Linked DNA regions of Mus musculus: all the other regions are linked to region 1. The links are chromatin contacts, found by Hi-C or POLR2A ChIA-PET in ENCODE. All regions are on one chromosome and are shown on one strand. The core of a region is the stretch at or near the end of the contact, and the rest is flanking DNA. Distances in the headings are between cores, read along the strand shown. Region 1 holds the start of Ccn1 (cellular communication network factor 1). Region 2 has its middle 35 kb from the start of Gm17501. Region 3 has its middle 18 kb from the start of Gm40164.

Evidence for each region. A loop is a pair of places that touch in the nucleus more often than their neighbours do. ChIA-PET counts read pairs that join two places held with the same protein, here RNA polymerase II (POLR2A).
Region 2: a loop to region 1 is called in a map of gastrocnemius, with 2.7 times the contacts of the local background. The contact joins the enhancer-like site here to the promoter of Ccn1 in region 1. A Hi-C loop is called at or near these places in 1 of 37 maps with a recorded cell type or tissue (gastrocnemius). POLR2A ChIA-PET finds 5 or more read pairs at or near these places in 2 of 5 experiments (Patski and embryonic stem cell).
Region 3: a map of heart shows a loop between it and region 1 (3-fold over the local background). The contact joins the enhancer-like site here to the promoter of Ccn1 in region 1. A Hi-C loop is called at or near these places in 2 of 37 maps with a recorded cell type or tissue (T-helper 1 cell and heart). POLR2A ChIA-PET finds 5 or more read pairs at or near these places in 3 of 5 experiments (Patski and embryonic stem cell).

The regions. Positions count from the first base shown.
Region 1 is chr3:145,647,087-145,652,013 of GRCm38, forward strand. Ccn1 (cellular communication network factor 1) reads right to left here and starts at 2,899. Exons shown (of 5, transcript NM_010516.2): 1 at 2,644-2,899; 2 at 2,136-2,349; 3 at 1,447-1,791; 4 at 1,111-1,325; 5 at 1-882. The coding sequence starts at 2,706. The coding sequence ends at 580. Gm17501 (a long non-coding RNA gene) reads left to right here and starts at 2,991. Exons shown (of 3, transcript XR_003954574.1): 1 at 2,991-3,834; 2 at 4,297-4,927.
Region 2 is chr3:145,682,478-145,687,404 of GRCm38, forward strand. No RefSeq gene overlaps it. Among named protein-coding and RNA genes, the nearest start is that of Gm17501, 35 kb to the left of the region's middle. Within about 2 kb of position 2,799, at least 1 of the 3 ENCODE cell types and tissues checked has a DNase peak (open chromatin) inside an H3K27ac peak, as active enhancers do.
Region 3 is chr3:145,612,297-145,617,223 of GRCm38, forward strand. No RefSeq gene overlaps it. Among named protein-coding and RNA genes, the nearest start is that of Gm40164, 18 kb to the right of the region's middle. Within about 2 kb of position 2,640, at least 1 of the 3 ENCODE cell types and tissues checked has a DNase peak (open chromatin) inside an H3K27ac peak, as active enhancers do; it is heart, where a contact is called at or near this core.

The DNA of each region.
Region 1 (4,927 bases), core at 1,649-4,148:
CCAAAAGCTACACTTTGATAAATAAAAAAACATTCAATCTTAAAACACCTGGTTTCTGTTTGCAGTTTTAGAGTGCAGGTAGCTGCCCCAAGGACACTCACAGAGTGTCCCCCCTCCGCTCGGGAAGGAATGAGAGGCGCTTTCATTTACTTCTGTCAAAGGACAAGCAGGGCTTTCACTTGGCCCAACTAATCTTATTTTGTCTCTATTACAATTGTAGAACCAAGAAAGGGGGGGGGGGGTCTGGAGCAAAAAAATACACTTAGCAAATAATTTACAAACAGAAAACAGAACGTCATCCGTAAACATGCTCCAATATGGAGCAATAATGCCCGCTCCAGTACTATGAAGCGAAGTCTTCTCCAACTGCGGCTGCGCTGCTGTCCGTCCACATCAGCCCCTTGGCATTCTCCAACTGCGGCTGCGCTGCTGTCCGTCCACATCAGCCCCTTGGCAGTTTTGAAATACCCTAATGCTACTCAAGAATGAGCAAGGCACCATTCATCCTCCGCCCACCCACGTCTCCATGATGCTTGCGCTTCTCCTCTGTCCAGCCCACACTAGGAACCCTGGAGGCACTTAGTCCCTGAACTTGTGGATGTCATTGAATAGGCTGTACAGTCGGAACGATGCCTCGTTGGGATGCGGGCAGTTGTAGTTACATTTGCAGGACTGGATCATCATGACATTCTTGGAAAACATCTCTCCATCTTCGCATCGGAACCGCATCTTCACAGTTCTGGTCTGCAGAGGTGTGCAGCACCGGCCATCTACGCAGGAGCCGCAGTATTTGGGCCGGTATTTCTTGACACTGGAGCATCCTGCATAAGTAAATCTGACTGGTTCTGGGGATTTCTTGGTCTTGCTGCATTTCTTGCCCTTCTGGAAGAAAGAACAAAAGAAAGCCAAGAATGAGGATTGTTGTTTTTTTGTTTTTGTTTGTTTGTTTGTTTGGAGGTATGCTTTTAACCACTGTACATAGTGTTGGGCTTCATAAAGACAATTTCTTTTCAGATATATCATGGACTTTTCTTTTTTTCTTTTTTGAACAGAGGCTCATATCCCACCCACCTGTGGGGTCATCACGGTCAAGCCCTGAAAGAAACTTACTTTTAGGCTGCTGTACACTGGTTGTCCACAAGGACGCACTTCACAGATCCGGGTCTCTTTCACCAGGCGGCACTCTGGGTTGTCATTGGTAACTCGTGTGGAGATGCCAGTTCCGCAGCTCTTGGAGCACTGGGACCAAGACGTGGTCTGAACGATGCATTTCTGGCCATGGGCGTGCAGAGGGTTGAAAAGAACTCGCGGTTCGGTGCCAAAGACTAGAAAGATAAAGGAAATGGAAGGCTTCTTAGATGCTTGCATACACACACTGGTTTCTACAAAGTTGCAGACCAAGAAAGCATTTCTGCACAGTGTCTTAAGGACTCTATATCCACTTACCAGGAAGCCTCTTCAGTGAGCTGCCTTTTCCAATTGCGATTAACTCATTGTTTCTCGTTAACTCCACCTCCGAGGCATCGAGTCCGAGGAGGTCATCCTGGTCGTCCAGGGAGTCCTTAATGCTGTCTTCATCACAAACCCACTCTTCACAGCACTGCCCGCTGACTTTCACCAGCCGGGGGTTGGGACAGCCCAGATTGGGGAGAGACAGTTCTTGGGGACACAGAGGAATGCAGCCCACGGCGCCATCAATACATGTGCACTGGTGTTTACAGTTGGGCTGGAAGCTTTCCCCGTTTTGGTAGATTCTGGAGTTATATTCACAGGGTCTGCCTTCTGACTGAGCTGCAAAGACGACCAAAAGAGAGAGAGGAGAAGGTTAAGATTCGCCGCCACAGGCTGAAACTCATACATATTTTCCGCTGTTCAATTCAATGTATGGTAAAGTTCCCTACAGTTCCCCCGAGACTCCAGAGCTGAACAATAAGTTAGTCAGGAATCACTTTTCCGTATGCGCTTTTCGTTGGGCCCAGACACTCTGAATTGCATTCCAGACTGCTGAAATCATGTGCCTTTCTGCCAAGCTACCATCAACAAAGCGTCCACCATACATGGTCTCAAAATTACTAAACTTCTGGACTATGGGGACTATTATTTTTTTTAAAGGGGCCAAACCACAAGCCTCTTACCTCTGCAGATCCCTTTCAGAGCGGTGGAGCTGGCGCCGAAATTGCATTCCAACCCCTTGGTGTGGTCGCAGGGCTGAGTTTTGCTGCAGTCCTCGTTGAGTTGTTTAGCGCAGACCTTACAGCAGCCGCAGCCGTCCCGGACCAACCCGACTCCCGGGGCGCACTTGGGTGCCTCCAGAGGGCAGTGGCAGGCGGCGGGGCAGGTGGAGAGCGCCTGCAAGAGGGAGAAGCGCGTGAGATTGCTTTGCATTGCTCGGGGAGGCACGTAAACTGCCCTGAGCCTAGGTCTGGCTGTGGGGCTCCGTCCACCAGAAGTGTCTCGATCGCGTCCCGGCAGCCTGACCACCCCAGCGGCTGCGTCCCAGGAAGAGGCCCCCTGGGCATAAAGCAACAGCTACCTCCGAACTTTTCAGTCTAACTTTCCCTGCGGTGAAAGATCATGGCCCGGGGAAAGGAATCGATGAGGGCAGACCGGGAAGCAGTGGTTAAAAAAAAAAATCCAACTCACCAGTCTGGTCAAGTGGAGAAGGGTGACGGCGACAGCGAGCGTCCTGAAGGTGCTGGAGCTCATTGTGGCGCGCAGGAGGAACCGGGGCGAGCGCGGCGACACAGAACCAACAAGCCGGCGAGCAGCGGGATCAAATGCGCCCGGAGTGCGGTGAGGCGAGGGCCGAGGCGGCGGGTGTCCTTCTCTCGAGGTGCTGGCGGAGGAGGCGCAGAGATTGCAGGCGCTTCTCTGGGGCGCTCTCGCTCACGGTCTGCCCCAGCGCCGGGAGCCCGCCCTTTATAATGCCTGCCTAGGCGCCGCGTGTTGCAGTGACGTAGCTCTGTCGGCGCGTTCTAGAATTCTCAAACATCTCAGGAATGTTGGTTGGCGCGGGCTGCTGCCAAGCACCTCCCCTGGCTCCGTTGCACCTTTTCCCCCCTCTTCTCAGATCCATCAGAGAGAAAAAAAAGTTCGTTTTTTTCCACTTTAAATAACAACTTCCTTTGGGGAGGGCGGGATGCTTGGGGCGCGAGGGTGATGATTTTGATTGAAGAGGGTATATGGGGGGGGGGGGCGTGGTGTATGTGTTGGTGTGAACCCTTCAGATCTTTGCCTAGACATGGGAGGGCGGGAGACAGAGGAACAAAAGTGGTTTTGTTTGGTGATGCCTACCGGGAAAGGCAGCGAGCTGTTTGCTTGTTTACAACCAAGGTGAGAGTAAAGTTATCTACTGAGAGTCCAAAGGGGAGGGGGAGTTGGTTTCTAAGCCAGGGATCTATTTGTGGACTTCAAAGAGGCATGCTCGGATCAAGTCCCAAAGCTTTGGCATGATGTTTATTAGCCAAGAGAAGTGTATTGCAAATTAATACCCGGAGTGGCATTTATGAATGGGGGGGGGGAGGGAAGCTTCCCTCTTCGCTGGCATATTTCCAGCCAGAGGTCTTCCCTCATCCCTCCCCCTTTTTTTTGGTATGTTGTACTTGTTTGTTTTTGGAGGTTCCCAGTTTTAGTTCCAGCCCACTGCCTGCATTGGAAATCCAAGAGGAAACGAGTGCAGAGTTCTCCCGGAGCCTGACGTCCACTTCCTCACGGATGCCGGAGGCCGGGTCAACCCTCCTGGCCTCTCTCCCTGGACTGGCGGCGGTGGAAACTGAGCAGCCAAAGCAGAAGCGGAGGAGACCACCGTGGAGTGACTTGTCCTGAAATCACCAGGTGCAAAAGCTACCGGGACAAAACAGATTCTAACAGGACCATTGTGCCCTGTGGATAGCTGGAAAAAAGACTCGGGGTGTTTGCAGACACCCTCCCCCACCGCCCCCTATGTGTCTCGCTGTGTGTATTTGTTTGCCCCCCCCCCGTGTGTGTGAGTGTGTGTGTGTGTGTGTGTGTGTGTGTGTGTGTGTCTGGGCCCGTCCATGTGTTTAACTCCTTTGTTTTGGATCACTTAGAAGCCTTCTTTTTCAAGGGTAGTGCAGTGGCTCCCTCCAAGTTCCGAGACATGAGGGATTTAGAAGGCAACACTGTAATAGAGGAAGTTGGGTTTTAAGATCTTATTAAACATACAACTGAAGACACCCCTCCCACACAAGACCCTATTTGGGGTTATTAATGCCATTCATAAACTGGGATAGCTTTTCTTCATTTTTAATATTTAGGGCCTCTCTGCCTTTGCAGCTTCGCGATCTTGCTTAAGAGAGCCTCCTGCGTTGCCTGTTCTATGAATGACTCCAGTGAGAAGGAGAGGCTGTTGCGCACACTCCAGTGAAGACAGCTGTTACTGGAAAGAGTTAAGTTCATTCATTCAAAAGCGCCCTTTCGTAAGTCCTGGAGGAATTTGCTAGAGGCGGTAGGTTCTCCAAGGCTTTCTGGGGGTGGGGACTTTTAAAGACAATGGGTTGTCAAGTGTTATGCAAATAATGAAAGCAAAGCCTAGGCCTGGTCCCCTCGGCTGGCCGATTTATTAGAGAACAGTTCCTCCTGCGCACAGTTCATTGTTTCCATCTTAGGGAAGCTCGGGAGGGTAGGGGGTGAGGGTGGAGAAGGCAAGGAACAGGGTAGAAGGAGGCGCTGGAGAAACAGAATGGAGAGGAGGGTTCCTGGCTTCTGTTGTGGCGTCTTTTCTATTTGACTTCATGGTTGTAAGTATTTCCAGATGGTGAATCAGACACCAGACGTAACAATATTTCCATATTTGGGTATAGCAGTAGCCTGCGTTTTTAACATTTTTCTCCCTCTGTTATCCAACCACAAGGCATTCTTGACAGCTTCAAATGTTGTTAAATATAGACTTAACTTCTGTTCCCAG
Region 2 (4,927 bases), core at 1,549-4,048, 35 kb after region 1:
TGTGGATGCTCTCCTTCCTAATTTGCTGGATAAGAAGCCTTGGCATGAGGCTCAGCAATCTTCAGTTAACAAGTCTTCTAGAAGATTCTGGTGGCGACAAAGTTTGATAACTCTTAACGGTACAGCCACCGTTAGCACAGAACGGTTTTGGAAGATGCTAAGTCACTTTTCATAGAGTTCCACACCACAGATACTGCTTAACTGAGCCGTAACCTAAGTGTGTTGTAGGGAACTAATTCCAAAAACATTTGTGTGTAGATGAGGTTAAATGCCCTGGTATTTTAGGGCGCTTTCAGCTACACAAAATGAGTTAGGTTTCCTTGATGAGAACTGATAGTCGTGAGATTCACCAGAAAAAAAATCAGCTCCATCATTTTGGGCCAAATCTAAAGCAATCTTTATGAAATATTAATACTGACCAAGGGATGAACTTTGGTCAGGACCATTCTCTGGAATTTCCCAACTGAGAATGGCCTCAAGTCACGTGTTGTGGGGGCTTATAAGGGCAAACCTCTAGGCCACCGTATTTTCCCATGAGGCTTTGTTGTTTTCCAAGAACTACAACTCCCAGCATCCAGGAAGTTACCTGGTTCCTGGGCAGGTGGGGCTTGCAGGTTAATTTTGGGCATCACAAGAACCTATGTAACTGTGCGTGATCCAGTGCCCTGCAGGCTTTCTTAGAGCTTTTAATGCATAAGTGTTTAATTATGACTCTCCAAAAGAAGACATTCTCTGTTGTATAAATGCATCTTCTAGTTTAACTCTTGTTTTCTGGATTTATTTCTCAAGTAAAGCCCACTTGTTATCAAGTATTTGAAAAAGAATATTTCCCCACCTCCTACAAATGATCATGCGCTGTACTATGCGTAGATTCTTTTCCTGTTTTTTTTTTTTTTTTCCTTAGAGGACTATATTGACTTTCACTTGTTTCTGGTTCACTAACAGTTTAGAACTCTCTGTATATGGCTTTTATCTCTACTCTCTGTTTCGCATGGTTTGCCTCCAGTCTAACAGTATTGAGAAGGAGGAGCCAGCCACAATGCCTTACTCAGCTGTGACAGAAAACCCCAGCCTGGGCAGCTTGCAGCGAACACCAATGTATTGGCTCACAGTTCTAGAGACTTCGATATGCAACATCACATTTGCGACATCTGCTAAGGGCATTTTTTGGGTTACAGACACAAGCAAAGGAAAGCTGAACTCTCCCCTCTGTGAGGAACCCATGCTCCCCATGACTACGATTGTAACTGACAAGATGGTTATATTTTATTCTCGAAAGCAGAACTCTCCGGAGTAATTTTCTTATTTTATAAACTATATAAATAAGGACATTGAAAGAAAAGAGATTTGATCAAAGTGGCATGACTGTTCATTTAGCAGAATTGGTCAAACTAATTTGTCACAAAAACCTAAGGCCTGGGCTGGAGAGATGGCTCAGCGTTTAAGAGCACTGACTGTTCTTCTAAAGGTCCTAAGTTCAAATCCCAGCAACCACATGGTGGCTCACAACCATCCATAATGAGATCTGATGCCTTCTCTGGAGTGTCTGAAGACAGCTACAGTGTACTTACATATAATAAATAAATAATTCTTTAAAAAGAAAACCAAAAACAAAACCTAAGCCCTTGAACTTGAGACGATACTCTTGTCTCCTTAGAAACAGGCAAGTGGGAGACACACAAGAGGACACATTGCATCTGCTCCCCTCCTTTAAAAAATATCCTTTGCATTGAATGTACTTGAGTGAAATTTATTTAGCAACATAATATCATTCATTATTTAGACTAGGGGGGACCTAGGGTAAGGGAAGGAAATTAAGAAAGGGACCATTCTGGATATAGTTACATCTTGTGTGTGCCTCCTTCTCAAATGCAGGGCTGTTCCCTGAGCCGCTGCCCAGTGAAAGGGGCATTCACTGCTAGCAAAAGCAGGCCTTCCTGCTGCCAAGCCCGGCTGCCAGTCAGCAAGGAGAGACGGGAAAATTAATAGTGAGCTGCCATTTTCAACACTTCTTAGCAACTTAGCAAAGAGTAGAAACTGATCCTTCTCTGGAAAGAAAAAGCATAAAAGACTTCAAGAAACTCCGAGTCAGTCTGATGCCTGTGCTGTATCATGGTTAAACCACGGGCGAGGTGTTTTCTTCTGCAAAGAGCGGGCCAGCGGCCTCTACATTATTAAAGGTGAAGAATTTCCAGCCCCTGTTTCTTGCTTCTCCTTGAGTGTTTCTTTCTCTGCTTTTGAAAGGTTCGGAGCTGCTGGGAGACTCATCTGGCTCAGCGTGGTGCCTGTGAGGAGAGGAAGGAGGGCAGAGTTTAGGCTGTTGGATGAAGCCAAGGAATGTCTGAGTGGTAGGACAAGGGAGTTGTTGACTTTGCTGAAAATCCTTCTCGAAAATACCTCCTATAATGCTGGGGTGTGTAGTCCCCCCTTAGTGCTGTTCCAACCCCCCTCCTTTTAAATAAACGTGTAGAATTCCAGTCCTGTGCAGAGGAAGTTAGAAACGAACCCCGCTGTCGCTATCTCCACAGGCATCTGTGTAGGTGTGACAGGGTGAATAGGCCCTTTGGGAATTTTAAGGGGAATCCTCTAGAGCCAAATTCCTCAATGAGGGTAAACTTCCATCAGCTGTGTAAACAGTGGGGCAATGTGTGAAGGCCAGAGGCAGTCTCCTGATAGTCGGCTACTGTGCTCAGGTAAGTAAGAGGAGCTGTGGTCCTTCCACCCCCAAGGCCCCCAGGATGAGTCGGGTTTTGTGGCTCCCAGTGAGTGGGTGGCTAGGAATTCCCTCTCCGCTTCATCTAGTACAGAGGGCAGTCTGACTAAGCGAGATAGCGCTCGCTCGCTGGCTGGAGAAAGCCAACACCCAACGTGGCTCCTGGTGTCTGAGTGCCTGAGGAGAACAGTAACTCCTAGCTGGCGCTCCAACTAGCCACTCACTGGCAGCCACCCCAGTGGCTCAAGAGATGCCTGTCCAGCAGGACAGCATGCTCTGAGAACTATTTATTTGACTGTTTTATTTAACACAGGACGTTAATTGCAATTCATGGATCCGGTTTCTTTATTCCCTACACCATCTGAAGGAGGGCAGAAAACCCAGGAACGAGGCTATGTTCCTGTCCAGCCCTGCCATGCCCATGATTACACATCTGTCCAGTCTTGGTACACAGCGATGCTAACCTCAACTCTTCTTCGTATGGAAATCTGGATACTGAGTCCAGTTCTCAAGCCCATAAATTGTTCAGAAACGTCTTTATTCCTCTGACATACAAGTTGTTTAGCTTAAACGAAGAAGGAGGAGACATAAAAACTAGGTAGGTATAGTGCTTTAGCTGTATCAGTGTGTAACACATTCTCAAGCCTAGGAACAGATCGGCAAGAGGTAAATAACAGATCTCCTTGTTGTAAACATATTTTAAATATCAAAAAATGAAAAAAATAAAAACAAAAAATAATGCAACTGCCACAAAAGTCACAATGTCTTTGGCTTTTAGACATTTTCTTTCTGTATTCATCAGTTGAATCTCCTCTTTCCGCGTAGGAAGCGTTGGCAGAAGCCCAGGCAACATCCAACTGGGGAAAAGTTTCTCTGCTCCAGGCTCCCTCAGTGTTTACCGAGGACGATAGGATTGTTTTGAGATAATGATGTCTAGCCTCCTTTATCAATAATGCCAATATTGATTTTCTCCTCTCGGAGCTCTACACCGACCAACACAATCAAAGAATTCCCTCACAGGCATTATCTAAAGCTAACCTCAACCTAGACAGTCTCTAACAGATAAACCAAGGCCTGTTTCCTAGAAGTCAAGTTGACAATTAACATCAGCACAGCCCTGCATCCGTGACAACTGTCATTTTCTTCAGAACGATCTGATATTCAAGCCGCTCTTCCATTCTCCCTTCTTCCTTCCTTCCTTCCTTCCTTCCTACCTTCCTTCCTTCCCTTGGTCCTTGCTGGATCATTAAACCCAGGGCCTTACTTATGCTAAGGACCTGCCTTGACACTGAGTTTCACCCTCAGCAACCCCACCTCTATATTCCATTTTTCTTTAAATATGCTAAACATGTACAAGGATGGTTGTGACCAAGAACTTAGTGAAGTGTGATTCAGGGGGAAGAGGAGAAGGCGGAGCTAAGAAGGTTCAGAGCTCTTCAGTTTGAACATTGTTGTATCTTCTGGTTCCTGGTAAACACACCATGTGAGGATTATTATGTGACACTTAGCCTTGGGACTTGTCTACACCTTAATACCATACTTATTACAAAGGAGATCTGAGAAGCTGTATGGTCGGTTCACTAAGATCATAAAAGGAAGACAGTTTAGCTCCCCACTTTCTGGCTGTGTGATCTAAGGAGAGTTTTTAACCTTGCAGAGTAGAGTCTCAGCATTCATTCCTATTCATAAAACTGAGACACGTGTTCACATCCCTCAGGACTGTTATTAACGGTAAATGTAAATGGAGAAACATTTCTGGGAAATTGCCCAGTTGTCAGCATAACATAGGTTAGTTTCAAAGACTTCCTTAATAGATTTGAAAACCCATGTTTCTCATTCATCTTTAACAACCACTGAACAAATAACAATACTGATTGTAGTGGGGTGTCGTGTGTCTGAAAATATACTGGAGGACCACCCAAGGGGGGGGTCTACACATCACTTCCTGTTTATGCATGGCGTATCCCACCAATATATTGGTTGAGCCTATGGATAGACTATTGTAGAATGCTGTCCTCCAGGTATGGCAATCCCCTTACCCTCCTGAACATCCCCAAGCAGCTGGGATGACCCCTCCCAGTATGCATAAGATTGGGCTCTGTTAATGATTTGTCTTGGGGGAAGAGGAAAGTTCCTAAAGTTCCTCCCCTCCCTAAGAATAAGCAATTCATGGTCCATGGGAGGGAGGAGGGGCATTTTCTTCAGTGGCATGAT
Region 3 (4,927 bases), core at 1,390-3,889, 35 kb before region 1:
CTTTCCTTTCTGTTGATTCAGTACTCAGTGGTCTCTATATTTGCTTTGAGTCTAAAATAACAATATACCTGCAGTACAGAATAAACCAGAACTATTCCAGCTTTTGTCCTGAACCTTAGGTTTCTGTGAAGGCAGCCTCCACTCATCATACCCCATGATTGAACATTGAATTACAGCATTAATCATTCTACTTTGCAACCCTCCCTCCTGTTCCCTGTGCCAGGGATGGGGATCAAACTGTGTCTCTTGTGTACTAGGCAAGCTCCTGCCACTGAGTCAGTCGCAACCCTTAGTCCTGCTTTCTGCTTGTTCGTTACCTGTGCCATTTATGCCATAGTCAGTTGACTGAGTGAACTTTCCGTTTATAATTCCTAACTTACTCATCCTGAGTCTATCAGCCAATTCATTAAACCCATAGGTAGGCCTTGAGAGTGTCCCTAGATACTTAATAAAAATAGGTTTTATTCAAGTATAATGAGTGAAGGACATTAAAAACCTGGGATCTAGTATGTATCCAGAGATTGATATAGATTGAAAGTATAAAGAATTCAGCGTGACCTAACGTTGTCAGTACCCCTAGTGGTGAGTGCACAGAATGCATGCCTCTCCAATTCAACGTGACATTCTTCCCCTGCTGCAAAGGCCAACTGTCTTTGTTCTAAAGGAGCTGATTTGGAAGTTAAATCGGATTGAGTTCAGTATTAAGCATTTAAAGCACTTAGATGATATTCTCTCAAAAGCATCCATAAGCCTCCACTAACCAGTCAAATAATATGATTCTATTTTCATGAGTTCTGCATAATAAAGATTTCAGCACATCAGTACTTACATACCCTGGGTGATAACGTGGCCCACAGTCTGTTAATACGTAGTCATTATAAAACTGAAAATAAAATCAGCCCACATGGGGTAGATCTGACCATCATAACTTGTGTGTTTGGGTTTGGACGGCTGCTACCCTGAAGCCCTTAACTGAGAATGCTTTAATTTGATGAATTTCCACAGCCCTGGGGCTTCCCAGGTGAGAGTGAACAGCGGTGATGAAGGGAGAGTGGAAACCAGCTGCCCATTTCTCTTTCACTACTGTTAGCTCAACAGCAATCTGGAAAGTACACAGATGCCTCTTGTATTAAAGGCCACTCTTCAGTGTCACCTAGGGAGGAAGCAGCATGCCGCTCCCCTCCCACACATAGCCCTGCAAAACTGCTGGGCAGGAAGGAAGAGACTGATGAGACAGGAAGTGGAAGAACTTTTCCAGTGTTCTCTTTCTGACCACTGACTTGCATCCCAACGGAATACTTTACTATTGGTATTGGTATTGGTATTGATTAGTATTAGCTCATTTACCTTACATCCCCATCACTGCCCCACGCACCCGGGATGCTTTTTATTAAGCATGAAGTTGCTGGCTGCATATGCCTGGGCAGACTTAAGTCTCCCCATTGTGCTTCCAAACTGACGGGGCTTGTCAGTCTTGGTATGGTCCCACCCGATCCGAGACTTATTGTTAGGCAAGAGGGCTTTAAAAAGTTAAATCCGGTGAAAGGCAGCAAAACCAGCTTCACACCCTGTAAAATATCTTCTGTTAGCAGCCCCATGGTTGCTTTGTTGTTAAGGTTTTTGAGGTGTATCACTTTTTTCCCCATCGATGGAAGAGCAGCCAGTACCTAGATATTCATCGCAGCCCAAACCATAAAGATGACTTCTGGGGTTAATACTTCTGGTGACCCCAGGGTTGGCACAGCTCTCCCACTCAATGCTTCTGTCAGCATTGGTACTGCCATGTTGAGAACGGAGTTCTGACAATTTATTCGCTTGCAGGACTTTTGACTAATTAGTCATTCATCACTAGATAATCAAAGGACTGTCTGTCTGTCTGTCTGTCCCCACTCGTCATTTCATCTGCCTCCCACTTCCTCGCTCAGATCACAGAGCCCTTCCTGAAGTATTACCAGTTTTCCATTTCTCTGTTCCCTCCTTTCTTTTAATAACTCTGGGAGACAGGGAGGCACCTTGTAAAGTTAATTTCCTCCAAAGCTTTCAAAGCAAAGGCATCGCTCAGGCCAGACACCACCACCCCTCTCCACCCCTCAGCGAGGTCGTACACCCCTCCTCGAAGCCTTAGTCACTGGGCTGTGCCCGCCACCTAGAATTTGCCAGGCCCCAGCTCGGTCTCAGGGGCACAGTGAGTTACCCTGTCCTTTGGTCATGGGGTGAGGTCCCTAGATGAGTCTCATTTATCTGTCTTGTCCCTTCCACATTCCACTTCCTAACGATGCCCCCTTCCCCTTCCCTGTCCTGTTACTTTCAGGACTCAGGGGCTGGCTGGCTGCCTGTACCTTGGATGGCATTTCCTCTTCAAAGGCCTGTGGCTTCAGCCACCCAGCTCCACTGAGCACACAAACCAATGGAATTGCTGCGGCTTTGTTGCCTGCCTCCTTGGAAAGCAAGGGTAGGTTTTTTATTTTTTTATTTTTTTTTAATACCCCTTTGGTTTCTTGGGGTGAAGCTTTTCTCGATCCGTTTTATTTATGCGAACACGACCTGTGGCTTTAGAGTGTTTGCTTTTGAATGTTTGTGTTAATGGACTAAGCTGAAAGCATTTCCTCTTACCGGAGAGGGCCTGCGCAGCTGGGGGCCAGGCTGCTCAGCTCTGGCAAAAGCTGTCCCAGGAGGAAGGAGTCGCCAGCCAGCCAAGGAAGTCTAGAGGCTCAGAGAGGAATTCACTGAGGCTCCGTGGGCAGAGACTCTGAGCCGCGAGCCTTAGCAACTCCTTTTATTAATAGGAAGGGCTGGACCAGGAGACACCTAGATTTTTGCAAATATGCTTTTTAAATTGTGCATATATTTACCAAAACTGTTTTTTAACAGCTGTGGTGTCTGGTCTTTTCCTCTATCCCCAGCCTTCTGAAGCATTCCTGACAATATTAACTCTTCCTGAACGTGGTCAGTCCCTAAGCCATTTGTCTGTTAGCTATCTAGATCAGCCTGTACATGTCTGTTTTCTCTTCTGTCTTCTCCCTCCCCAGTACGTAATGAAAACAGAAACACTCAAAAGTTATGGTTTTAGGCAAAGCACTGTAATTCGTGGCAGAGTGCTTGCCTAGCATCCACAAGGCCCTGGATTCAATTCCCAGGTCAGGGATAAATTAAGTCTCAGTTTAATCTTGTTCAGTAACTGGATAACCTAACCCTGGGGTAAGGAATGGAAGAAGAAGAGGCGGTGGTGAGGGGCCAGACAGGACTGTGCAATGAAAGTGAGGTCCTCAAGTATATCACTGGGGTCCAGAACGGAGTTTAAGGGAAACAGCTAGTCAGTTTTTTTGAGAGTGGATGCTATCCCATCATTATTACGGGAAATCCTGAGCCTTCCTGGGTCTACCAGCCATGGAAAGCTATAAGCAGTTGAACCAGTAGTGACAACTGACCTGGACAACTTGAGGATTTGAGCGTGCTGGGGACATACCTTCTTACAGACAGATGAGACTAACCAGAGCTAACTAGTTGGGAGTCTCTATGAGTTGGCCTAGAGGATGGACCTACCATGGATGTGGCCTCTGTTGTTAACCTCGAATAGACAGAGAGTTATTGTTAAAGACTGTATTAAGCAGCTGTGAGAGTTGATTCAGGCCGTAGAAAAGTTACAGAAGTTTTGATTTTTGGTTTTGGGTGGTGTCTGAGAGCTACTACAGTTTGGAAAACTATTCCATGGTTCTTCGTATGAACTGTGAGTTCAATGATGATGGCTCTGTTCATTCTCTATGCTTTTCTTGGGCAGGGTCTACCAACCATCGACCCTGCGACAAGTGTCGTTTCATGTTCATGCTCTCTCTCCTCAGTGTCAGAGTCAGACTTCTATCTAGCAACTTCCTCTGCCTAGGACAACACATGGTCTCAAAGTGATGCGGGCTCCCCTTTAACTCTTCCTTTGTTGTCCCCCTCCCAACACCAGGGAACGTATCTCCCTTCTCAACCAGCTCTGCCAAGAGAGAAACAAGGTCACCTTCTGTCTTTTCAATGGAATCTCATTAACCGCAGAAGCTAAGCTGATACACAGGGAGAGAGACTAAAGCCTGCTAACACCTGAGTAGACTTTTTATTTTTCTTAAAAGAATAGTTTACTTGATTATATTATTACATTTACTATAGTTTTTCTTTTTACAATTTAAATAATTCTTTTCATATACTATAGTTTAATCATTTTCCCCCTTCTCAGACTTTCCCTCTCATTCATTCTATTCTTTCTATTTCTGCCTCATTTAATATTCCAAACAGAACCATTCATAAACCATTGTCCATTCTGCATTCCTAAGGGACTTTGTTCTAGACTATCTGTTCTCCAGTCTTCATTACTGCTGGTTTTTTTTCCTTTAAGGCAGTCTCAGCATGTAGCCCAGGTGTGTTTCAAACTCATGATCCTCCTGCCTCGGCCTCACAGAGATCACAGGTGTGTGCCAGCCTCCACACCCAGCTAACAACTACTGATTCTTCCAGAAAGCAGTGGTGGGTTCTAACCCATCCACTGAAAAAGACCAACCATGCCCAGAGTGTACCCACTGGAGCAAGCCACACCAGGACACAGACACAGACACAGACAGACAGACAGACAGACAGACACACACACACACACACACACACACACACACACACCAGAGCAAGCAAAAGGAACTGCCGTGAGCCCTCCCCTGGCTACAGTGCGCATTAAGCCCCACTACAGTGCAAATTACTTTTCTGATCACTTTCTTTAGCTCTGCCTCCTTTAGTGAGCATTTAATTTGCTCTCCTGTAGAAACTAAAGCCAGATGCCACTGTGTCTGATGAACGGGATGACTCTGACGTGGGTGTTTACAGACAGTAATTAGAACCTCTTCAGTTCACGGAAATGTCACAACGCCCATCAGGTGCTTACTTTTTATGCTGCCTTGTT